Linked DNA regions of Homo sapiens: region 2 is linked to region 1. Evidence: chromatin loops called from intact Hi-C (ENCODE). Cell type or tissue: endothelial cell of umbilical vein. All regions are shown on one strand. Links, peaks and the distances in the headings refer to the core of each region. The heading gives the core; the rest is flanking DNA. Region 1 has its middle 160 kb from the start of LINC01972. Region 2 overlaps LOC105374294 (a long non-coding RNA gene).

Region 1 (5,374 bases), core at 236-5,235:
CTTTCTTTGTATATTTGGATGGGGCAGGGGAGCAGGGAAAAAGAGGGGAATTTTCTGAACTGGAATATGTAGATTTGTGTGTTTCACCAAATTTTAGAAAATCCAGTCGCTATTTGTTAAAAAAAATTTTTTTTGCTTCATTATCTCTGTCTTTTCCTTTTGGAACCACAACTACATATATCTTAGGCCTTTTTGGATATCATCCTACAGTTTACTGAGGCTCTGTTCATTTTGTCTAGTCTTTTTTTTCCATGATATTCAGATTGGATGGTTTTTATTCATCTTTATTAAGGTTCATGAACTCTTTTCTCCTTTCTCCTTCATTTTGAAACTCCTTTTCGTGTGTTTTTAATAATGTTCAATCTTGTGTCATGTTTATGAGATTCGTTTTGGAAGTTGAGTTGTATTTTAGTCATAGAGGAGAAATCTGACTGACATCACTTTAACTGAACAATCAAACAACGTCACCTTAATTGAACGATCAAACTTTAACATCACCTTTATATAATGGGACCAGAAGACATTGGGTTCCCCTTACCCCACCCCACCACCATGAAATACAGTGAATGGGAAGTAAACAATATCATCTAGGTACTATTCCTGTCAAAAATGTTTAACATACATCCTGAGGAAACAATCAGAAATATTCAAGTTCTGTAAATCAGAAGTATTCAAATTCTCTAGACTTCTCAAAAATGTCAGTGTCATAAAAAACCAACAAAAAAAGAAAACAGGAGGACTATTCTAGATTAAAAGATACTAAAGAGACTTGGCAACTAAATGCGATGTGTGATCCTTGATTGTATCCTACATATTTTTAAATCCATATACAATGGACTTAGGAAAACTTTAACATGCACTACCCAATAATACTTTTGTATCAATGTTTTCTCAAAGTAATACTAGGATCATGTTTGTGTAGGAGAATGCCCTATTTTTAGGCAATAAATAGTATTTAAGGATGAAGAATCATGATGTCTGCAACATACTCTAAAATAGTTAAATAAAATTAGAATATATATGCATATATATACACATTTTAATATATAATGAATACATGTGTGTGTTCGTGTGTATCTCTCTGTGTGTGTCTGGGTGGAGGAGAGAAGAGAAAGAATTCGAATATAGCAAAACATTAAAATTGGTGGATCTAGCTGAAGAATATATGAATGTTTATCATATTATTCTTAATTTTTATTGAAGTATCACATACTTACAGAAAAGTATGCAGATCATAAGTGCCTATTATAGAGCTGTTCTTGATATTTTTCTGTAGGATTGAAATTTTTTAAATAAAATTTTGGGGAAAAGAAAACTGGTCACAGACTAGGTTCTATATACTGTCAGTTAGTCACACATGCCTAGGCGAGCGGACTCTGAAACTAATGTCACTGCTACCAGGTATCTCCTCTACTTGGAGCAGATAGCTGAAGTCAAGGTAAACTTCTTAGGATTAAATTTTACGCCTTTCTAGCACTTGCCACAGCCTCAAACTCTCTATCGCATAACACAACGAAACATCATAGCTCTCCTGTGTCTTGTGAGACCGTCCTACTGTGGACAGAATTCTCCTTGGGAGTGGGAAAAGGTTAAACCTACATTCATTCACAAGCATGAAGATTTTCCAAACCAAGTATAAGCATGTCCCTCCTCCATCTCACTGCCCTCTTCTGGGAAGAGACTGGTGAACTTGCAGAGGTCAAGAAGCCTCCTGAGAGAAGAGTTCACAAGCAACACTGACTCCTTCCTTTTGAAGATTCCCACTATTAGAAGATCTCTGATGGGCTGAGATGATTGAGTCTGGGACGATCTGGCAGGAAAGAAGTCCAAGTAGACCCTCCTCCAAAGCTCCCCATGGGCCACTAGCAGCATTTGGATGTGGAGTCAGAGAACAAAAGGAACTTAGACCTCCCTAAGTGTAGATTCCCCAACCCAATCAGTTAATGAGAAAGACTGAGGGGGAGCCTTGGTTCTTCCCTTCTTCAGCCCACAACAAGTCCCTTCAGACTGAGAGAGCACAAGAATTCTCAGATAAACAAGGTGGAATATCTCAAGAGGGACCAACTTCCTGTGAGTTTGGCTGTGGGGGTGGTTAAAGTGATTAGTCTGAACATTACAAACAGATGTAGTCATATGTGTCTTCCAAGCTAGTAAAGCAAGTTTTGTGTTGCAAGGGGTCAAAGGCATTTTCAAAGTCAAAGAAATGTTATCGGTCTATTCCTCATCTGCAAATCATACACCCCACACTGAAGGAGATATGTTCAAATTCTCACTGCCCACTTGTCCCTGCCTACTCAGTCTCTCCACACTCCTTCTTCCTCCCAAGTGGAGAGGCAGCAGCAAGTGCTGATGGGGAGTCAGGGAATGAGGCAGGGGGATGAGTCTCAAAGGACCTTTGTTACTGTAGGTAGTCAGACATGAGCAGGGCAGGAAAGGGCCCCCCACCCCCGACCAGGAATGTCAGGCGACCATCAGGTGATTGTTAACTGTCTCTTTAAAATATTAATAATAATTGGTCGCAGCCAGCACTAGGGAAAGGCAGTCTTCCAATCGATAGAAACATCTGAAACTGGCGATCAGCAGCTTCCCAGTGAGATCGCAGGGGCTTGGTAACTGAGCTCAAGCATGCGCACTAAGAGGAACAATGGCAGAGTTTAACTGGTATATGACCTTCCTCTAGGAATGCTGGACTGGGAAGGGAAAAACGCCTCGAGTGAGCATGCGCACGACCTCAGTAAACACTGCGCATGCGGCCTTCCCAAGTGCTGGCAAGCCACTATGTTTGTGGGCAGCCCACCCCAAGGGAAGCATCAGGGGAGATGGGTTGCGACCACCCGGAAGTGTGCCAACATATAAAACCCCGAGTCAAAGGTCAAACTGTGCACTTGATCTCTCAAGTCACCCTCCTGGACCTCTTCCAAGTGTACTGTACTTCCTTTCATTCCTGCCCCAAAGCTTTTGAATGCACTTTCACTTCTGCTCTAAAACTTGCCTTGGTCTCTCATTCTGTCTTATGTCCCTTAGTCAAATTTTTTCTTCCAGGGAGGCAAGAATTGAGGTTGCTGCAGGCCAGTACAGAGTCGCTGCTGCGAAGATACTTTGGTGCCGTGTGACTCAGATCCATCCCCTAGCGGTCACACCGTGAACTTTTCGGATCCATCCCCTAGCGGTCACGCCGTGAACTTTTCGGATCCATCCCCTAGCGGTCACACCGTGAACTTTGCTTTAGTCACGTGGCTTCTCCCTTCCGCCGCCATTATTCCCACTCAACGAAGTAATAGTCGGGCTCAAACACCACACGGAAGGCTTTGGCTCTAAAAAAATTTTTGTTCTGGCTTCACATAAGGCTGAACTCTTTTTTTCTAAAGTGATCCAAGAGTAAGGATTATGTTTCTCTGAACCTACTGGATTTTGTATGAAGTCTCTGAGCCAGGACACACATTTTAAGTGAAATCACACAATCTCAAAGTATGTTTGTACAGCCCAATTTCATCTGGAAAAGCCAATACTGCTACACAAGGATTTTTTTTTAAATTCCAAAGCAGTGAAGTAGTTGGAGCTCAGTAGCCCAGAGATGTGAATTATGCTCTCAACTTCATTATTTTAATGTTTAATTTGAGCATTTTTTTTTCTTTTGAGACAGAGTCTCACTCTGTCACCCAGGTCTTCATGTCCCAGGCCCAAACAATCCTCCCATCTCAGCCTGAGGAGTAGCTGGGACTATGACCGTGTGCCACCACACCCAGATAATTTTTTTTTTTTTTTTTTTTTTTGTAGAGACAGGGCCTCACTGTGTTGCCCAAGCTGGTCTTGAACTCCTGGGCTCAAGTGATCCTCTCATCTCAGCCTTTCAAAGTGCTGGAAATACATGTGTGAGCCAGTGCGCCCAGCCTCAAGCATCTTCATTATGATATGTATAAATATGTATCTATTTCAGCAAAGAAGAGAACTCATCCAACAGACCATACCAGACAAAGCAAAAATTGTGTAATTTTACTTTTGGCAACATCTCTATTGCATTGACTGGAGAGGGTTTGGCACTTCCCATGGAAAGGATGGCAATTTAAAGTAAAATATTATTGAAAACTTTATCCACTTGTGTTGGAGCCAAGTAGCAAAAGAGACACTAGAGTTTCTCCTGTCCTGCTGCTAACATCATGGTCTCAAGTCCAGGCACAGTATCTAGAAATACGTTTCGACATCCTGCCTGACGTCTTCCTGTAGCATGGCTGGCACCATAATTGCAGAAGAACATCCAGAGGCAGGTCCCTTTACTAACAGCCGTGCCTGCATTTCAACAGCCACTGGACTGCACCTGTGGAGAGAATCACTGCAGCCAAAATCTCTTTGTGGTAGACAAAAGCACCAAGAGCTTGTTGTGTTGAAATCAGGAAGGCACACTAGGGTGAGTAAGAATAATTTGCAGACAGACCAACCACTAACTCTATAGCCTCTTTCTAGAGGAGGTGAAAAATGCTTCCATTAAAATCCTGTATTTCACATTCTCTAAATATTTGAGCTTCCTGACAGGCATTCTTCTCGGAGTTGGGGAGGAAGCTTGACTCAGCTCAGCTTTGTAGGCCCATGAAGTCTTGAGGCACACACCAATGACAGGATACACTTGTGCAGCGTCCCAGGGTCAGGAGAGCTGGAGCAGGTCCAGCTCCTCCACAGCTTGGGGCATGGTGGGCAGGCAGCAGAGAGGAAAACAGTGGGAAAAGCTGGACAAGGACTAATTGAAAGCCAAGGTCGTTACTCTGATTCAATCATTCCTTCCTGGAAAGAGAGCGGTTTTGTGCTTAACCTCGTGGCCTAAGGTTTCCAGGATATTGCTGGCTCCTGGATCTCTCTGGGGCCAGCTTATTTACCAGGCTTCTAGGCCCAGGGACAGAAGGATGTCAGAGGAAATTACTCAAATGGGACACAAAGAGAAACCAAAGGCAAAGAAAAAGCTTTTAAAAATGCTGCTCACAGATCCTTCCAGTAGAAATTGCAATCAGTTAAACAGATGCCACATTTTTACTGCCCACTACAGCTTTAAAGTGTATTTCATGGAGTTTCAGACTATTTAAATTTTTTTCCAAAAAGAGTGTCATTTGGAGAATGTCCAAAGGGAGAAAAGCAAATTGATAACTTCTAAAAAACTCACTTTAACCTTTTACAAGCCCGTCTCTGAATATGCCCAAATGTATGCAAGATCTTCCTTAAAGTTTTCCAGAGTGAGAGGACAAAGTGCCTGTCTACCAGGACAGCCTTCCCAGTTTCCTCCTACACAGTGTTGGCTGGAGCACGTCAAAGCAGACCGTGTTTTAACTTAGTGCTTTGCCATTCCTTGGCATGTGGTCAGTGACCTGAGAAGCAGAGTCCACACAGA
Region 2 (5,374 bases), core at 190-5,189, 57 kb after region 1:
AAACCAACATGCTCTCCTACTAATAAAAGCTTATAATCCTTACACCATGCTTACCATATCCCAGGCCCTGTGCTGAACTTTCACCCTGGTTGTCTCACGTAAGACTCACAATATCTCTTTGGGTTAGTTAATTCACAGGAGCAAAAACTGAGGTTTGAAGAAGTTAAATGACTTGCCCAGGGTGACACAGAGTCAGGATTCAGACACAGGCAGGCCAACTCCAGAGCTGTCCTTCTCTACAAGTACTGTGGTCCCACCTTTCAAGTTGGGAGGCCCAGCAGGGATGGTTATCAAGCAGGGAAGAAGGGGAGGTATGTCCAGTCTCTGCTGTATGTCAGGATCCCAGAAAAAAAGCATTAGAAGCCTGGGCTCTGGTATCTCTCCACCTGCCAGACCCCACCCACCAGTTCCAAGGAAAGGCAGCCCCAGCAAACGTCTCCACAGGGACTGAGCAAGGCAGATGGCTGGGCTGCTGAGCAGACGGAGGGAGCCCAGGGCTTTCTGTGCTCAAGGCCTGCTCAGAGAAGGTTGGTCTGGACACCCCAACCAGCCAGTTCACCAAGCACTGGCATCTTCCCACAAGAGAAGAAAGGAGGGAAAGATGGAAAAGAAAGAGGGAGGAAAACAAAACAGCCCAAACAGCCCAAATCACTCCTCCCCCAACAGCTGCGTTCAACAAAGGGACATTAAATTAAATTCTTGAGGAAACAGGGCTCAGAGGGTAGGACCATGCCAAGTGAGCCCAGGAACACTTACCACTCTTCGGAACCCAATTAGCCTCCCTTTGGGACACTGGGCTCTTCATTAATCCCTTCTCTGGCTGAAAATGAGGTCCCTGTGCTTTGATCCCCTCTGCCTGCCTGCCAGGGCTCCTGGCTGGGAAATGTCACATCTGCCACTGCTCACACCATTGTCTGAGCTTACAGACCCATGGCTCTCCAGTAGCATAGGCCACGCTGCCAGAAGCCCCTCCAAACACTCACCCAGACTTGAGTGTGGTCCCCAGATACACCCAACATACTCTCTGGGCACCATCAGAGAAAACTCAGACCCAGTACCTGCCATGAAAGAACTTGAGATGGAAGAGGGAGAAAAACTTATACAAAAACCTTTGATATGGCCCATAAAATCTCATCAGAGCCTCTACTTTACTGAGCACTGGCCTAATCCCATTCCCACATGGTCCATAAACACTTTTGTGTCCCTTACCCCACTGGGCCTGTCGCCCTGCTGTCCTGCCCTGATGCAGCTGGAGGCTGGGGGGCTCCAGCCTTCTCCTGAGGATTCCTGTCTAAATGCTCAGCTGCTCTGGAATTCACAGGAGCCCAGGGCATGGGGCCCACCTGGTCTCCTGCTTCCTTCAGGTTGTTGCAGAGCCCCTGTCCTCCCTCGCCTTCTCTACCCCTTTGCTCCCCCTGCCTCGCCTGCAGCTGTCCATGAGCTCTGCTCAGCAAGTCCCAGCTGACCTGGATCTTTCCTTTTTTTCCAGCTAAACAGATATCTGCCTTGCTAATACTGACTGCCTTTCAAAGCATAATTATGATGTGTTGTGTTAAAATCACACTCCAGTAAGGAGCAGGAGACAGGGGAGAGGAATGGATGGGATGAAGAGGGCCAAGAGTCTCTTCCTGTCTCCCGGTGCAGGGATTAAGAGACTGAAGAGGGCATTCTGGGGAAACTGAGGCTCAGAATGGCCCAATAACCTGCCCAAAGCCAGACAGTCTGTAACTGGTGGAGCTAAGATCCTGCTGTTGACTTCATTTGCAGGTGGAGGAGGATGAGAAGGAAGTTTAGGGTGCATCTGCCAGGTCTGGGCAGAGCCTGCCCCAGTTGTGTTCAAGGTCCAGTGTTCAACACCCCCACCCTGGCCCCATGCGGGACTCCAGGGAAAGCCTGGAACCACGCCCCGGGAAAACACACAGGAACTCTGAGGGCTGGGCAGGGAGGGCTGCGGAGCTGCCCAGGACACCTTGCCTGACAAGGGCTCCTGCCATGCAGCTCATTTCAGCATAACACCTGCTTACGACGGCCTGCTCTGCCTGGGGAAGGATATCAGGCCCCGTGGAGGATGCACAGCGAAGCCAGCACGTCCCTGACCTCAAGAAGTTGCCAGCCTCCCGAGGGAGATGGCTGTCGCACGGACTCCCGCACCCACCAGAAGGCCTGCAGGGAGACCTCTGGGGCCGCTTTTCAGTCACGACCTCTATGCTCCACGCCCGTCCTCTGGGCGCCAACTGGTGATGCTGGAGCTGGGACTCTGCCCGCGGCTCCGCTCTGCCAGCCGGGTCTGTGTAGGCTCTGCAGCCCGGGCGCTAGAGCGGCACCTCCAGGCTGGTGCGGGAGGCAGGACTTGCTCTTCCTATTTGCTCCCTGTCCGCTTCCTGCGGGCTTCCTGTTCCTGGGAGCTCGTTGTCTCCCTCCCCAGCCAACAGCCGGCAGTGCCAAACCGGAGCCGCAGCGGAACGCAGCTTGCAGCTTCTCCAACTCTGGCAGAAGCAGTTGCGTCACCCTGTGGCCCAAGAGCCGGCTCAGACCCCTGCTCAGAGGTTGGGATCCCAGGCAAGTGGGCCCTTGTCTGCAGGGCCCCAGCGCCAGCGCGCAGAGACCTCTCCTCAAGTCGGCTCTGCAGGGTCCCTCCGCTGTGTTTCTAAATGTCCCCCTTCGCCCCTTCAGCCACAGAAATAGTAGTAGCTGCCTTCTGCAGTTGCCACTTCTGCTCACCCTGTCAGTCTCTGTCACCCTGATGACTGCAGAGAAGAGTCTGGAGACCAAGATGGACCTCCCAGGACTTACAAAGCAGAGACTTTCACTCCTGCTCTGCTGAAAATCCCCTTCATGCCCTGGCTTTCCTGGACTGTGTCCTCGTTTCAACCTCAGTTTTTTTTGTTGGTTTGTTTGTTTTTGTTTTGTTTTTGAGATGCAGTCTAGCTCTGTCGCCAGGCTGGAGTGCGGTGGCGACATCTCAGTTCACTGCAGGCTCCCCCTCCCGGGTTCAAGCGATTCTCCTGCCTCAGCCTCCTGAGTAGCTGGGACTACAGGCGCCCGCCACCGCGCCTGGCTAATTTTTGTATTTTTAGTGGAGAAGGGGTTTCACCAAGTTGGCCAGGATGGTCTCCATCTCCTGACCTCCTGCTCCGCCCACCTCAGCCTCCCAAAGTGCTGGAATTACAGGCGTGAGCCACCGCGCCCGGCCTCAACCTCAGTTCTTTATAGGAAACTCTCTGTGCCCTCCTTATTGGATGCTGACTGCTGCTGGATCTTTAGTGGGTAGCTAGCCTTTTGATCTCATCCTCAGGATCTTGATGGCCCCCTCTCTGATAGCAGTTGACCTTATTCGTAGAACTGCTCCTCCACATGGCCCATCCCTTAGGATTTGACTTCACTGCCATAGCAGTCCCCTCTGCCCTAACTTGGCCTGAACATGATGTCAGTCCCAGAGGTGGGCCTGTGGCCTAAGGCAGCTGACCACAGCCTTCCCTGGAACCTGTATACTCTGAGCTCTTTCTTTTCCACAGTCACCAACTAGGGTAATTTAAACTGGGTTGTCTGCAGCGGGGCCTCTGCCTCCCACGGCTCCCCGTCCCAGGTTATCCTGTGTGTAGTAGAAAATAATGGTGACCATTCACAGATTGAGAGCTGGCTGCATTGAGGCTGCCATCCGGTCATGCCTGAGGTCCACTCCACCCCTGTCTTTCCCAATTTCTGGAGCCCAAAGCCTCCCTTTGTGTGTAGGCAAGCGTGAGCTGGGTTTCTGTCACGCTCAACAGAGGGAGTCCTGACTGATGTGGCAACGCCCCCCACACCTAGGTCGTCTGGAAACAAGCTGAGTCAGGGCTGGTCTAGTCAGACTCCCTACCTGGTTCTGCAACCTCACCACACAGTCTCCGCCGTGCCACAGTTGCTGCATAGCTTCCTGCTTATGCAATGGCTTTGCCAAGGGCCTAGACACCCAGTCGGGCCTGGCTGAACCAGGGCCAAGTTGAAAAGGCAAAATCCAAGATGGAACTAAGCAACAAAAGAGTCAAGAATCCAGGCCCCTCCCACCCCAGAGCCGTGGGCTTGACGCTGAACCTGAGTCTTCCCCAACCCCCTTGTATGAGGACGTGTGTAGGCGGTAAGTGTTGTGCGACAATAGGATTATATTCATTCCACTTCCTTAATGAGCCAGGCTTCTTTTGGAAATATCAGGCTCCAAAGCTGAGACATATATAATGTTATATATAAATAGAATGAATATAAATAGGCTGGGCACATTGGCTCACGCCTGCAATCCCAGCACTTTGGGAGGCTGAGGCGAGTGGATCACCTGAGGTCAGGAGTTCGAGACCAGCCTGGCCAACATGGTGAAACCTCGTCTCTACTAAAAATACAAAAATTAGTCGGGCATGGTGGCAGGCACCTGTAATCCCAGCTACTCAGGAGGCTGAGTCAGGAGAATGGCTTGAACCCAGGAAGCAGAGGTTGCGGTGAGCCACGATAGTGCCATTGCACTCTAGCCTGGGTGACAAGAGTGAAACTCCATCTCAAAAAAAAAAATGAATATAAATATATATGAATATAAACATATGTAGAGAGAATGAATATAAATAGATATATACATATGCATATGTGCGTGTGTGTCTAGACATATAGATACCTATATACACCCCAGAATATCTTTCCTATTTCTGCAGGAATAGGGTCCCAGGGGCCTCAGAGGCTGTTTAGTCCAGCCCACTCCCCTTCCCTCCCTCCTCCCAGATAAGGAAATTGAGGCTTCCCACCAAATCATGTAGTTGGTGACTCGCCACGTTGGGAGCAGAATCCAGGCCTCCTCTCGAACACATCAGTGTCTGACTGAACTGAAACTGCACACAAGGCAGATGCCTGACAGCTACCACCCTCAGACGTCAGTCTAGCAGGGTTCCCTGCGAGGACCTTAAGGGAGGAGAGGGGCAGCTGGAGGCCCTGAAGTCAATAGGCGTGCAGGGCCGTCCTCTCCTCTGAGGTTTTTTGCGTGGGACTTCCGAAGAGAAGAAGCTTCTCCCAAGTATATTTTCAAAATTCTTCTCTACATCAGACACACGGAAAAAACACAGCCAAAAGGCATCGGTGTGCTGACCCCAGCCCAGGCCCAGCAGGCAGCATGACGCAGGAAAAGGGGCCTGGCCCCAGCTGGCTGGGCAACCTGGGGCAAGTCATTCAGCCTCTTTGGGCTTTTGCTTTCCTATGTGCCACGTAGCGGGAGAGGGCATTCCAGTTCCCTACCCAACCTACTGTCCAAAGCTTTTGTCTCCAACTCTCTCATGCCAAGGCACAGCCCTGACTCTGCCAGCCCCCTGATCAGGGCCTCCCCAGGCAACAATAGGACCATGCCCATCACCGGGTACAAACT

The links. Hi-C counts contacts between places; a loop is a spot of excess contacts. Peaks named below come from ENCODE experiments on the same cell type or tissue, not always from the same donor. Only the 100,000 strongest peaks of a DNase experiment are listed, where the experiment ranks them.
Region 2: a loop joins it to region 1, with 3 times the contacts of the local background. A loop is called at or near these places in 3 of 110 quality-filtered maps.

Annotation. Positions count from the first base shown.
Region 1 is chr3:194,926,281-194,931,654 of GRCh38, forward strand. No RefSeq gene overlaps it. Among named protein-coding and RNA genes, the nearest start is that of LINC01972, 160 kb to the left of the region's middle. In endothelial cell of umbilical vein, for the core only: a CTCF peak has its summit at 3,156; a DNase peak (open chromatin) is centred at 4,681; H3K27ac peaks cover 3,465 bases.
Region 2 is chr3:194,982,915-194,988,288 of GRCh38, forward strand. All of the region lies in intron 3 of LOC105374294 (a long non-coding RNA gene), which reads right to left. Among named protein-coding and RNA genes, the nearest start is that of XXYLT1-AS1, 110 kb to the right of the region's middle. RefSeq lists enhancers at 3,393-3,893, 5,186-5,374. In endothelial cell of umbilical vein, for the core only: no CTCF peak of the experiment used is centred there; no DNase peak of the experiment used is centred there.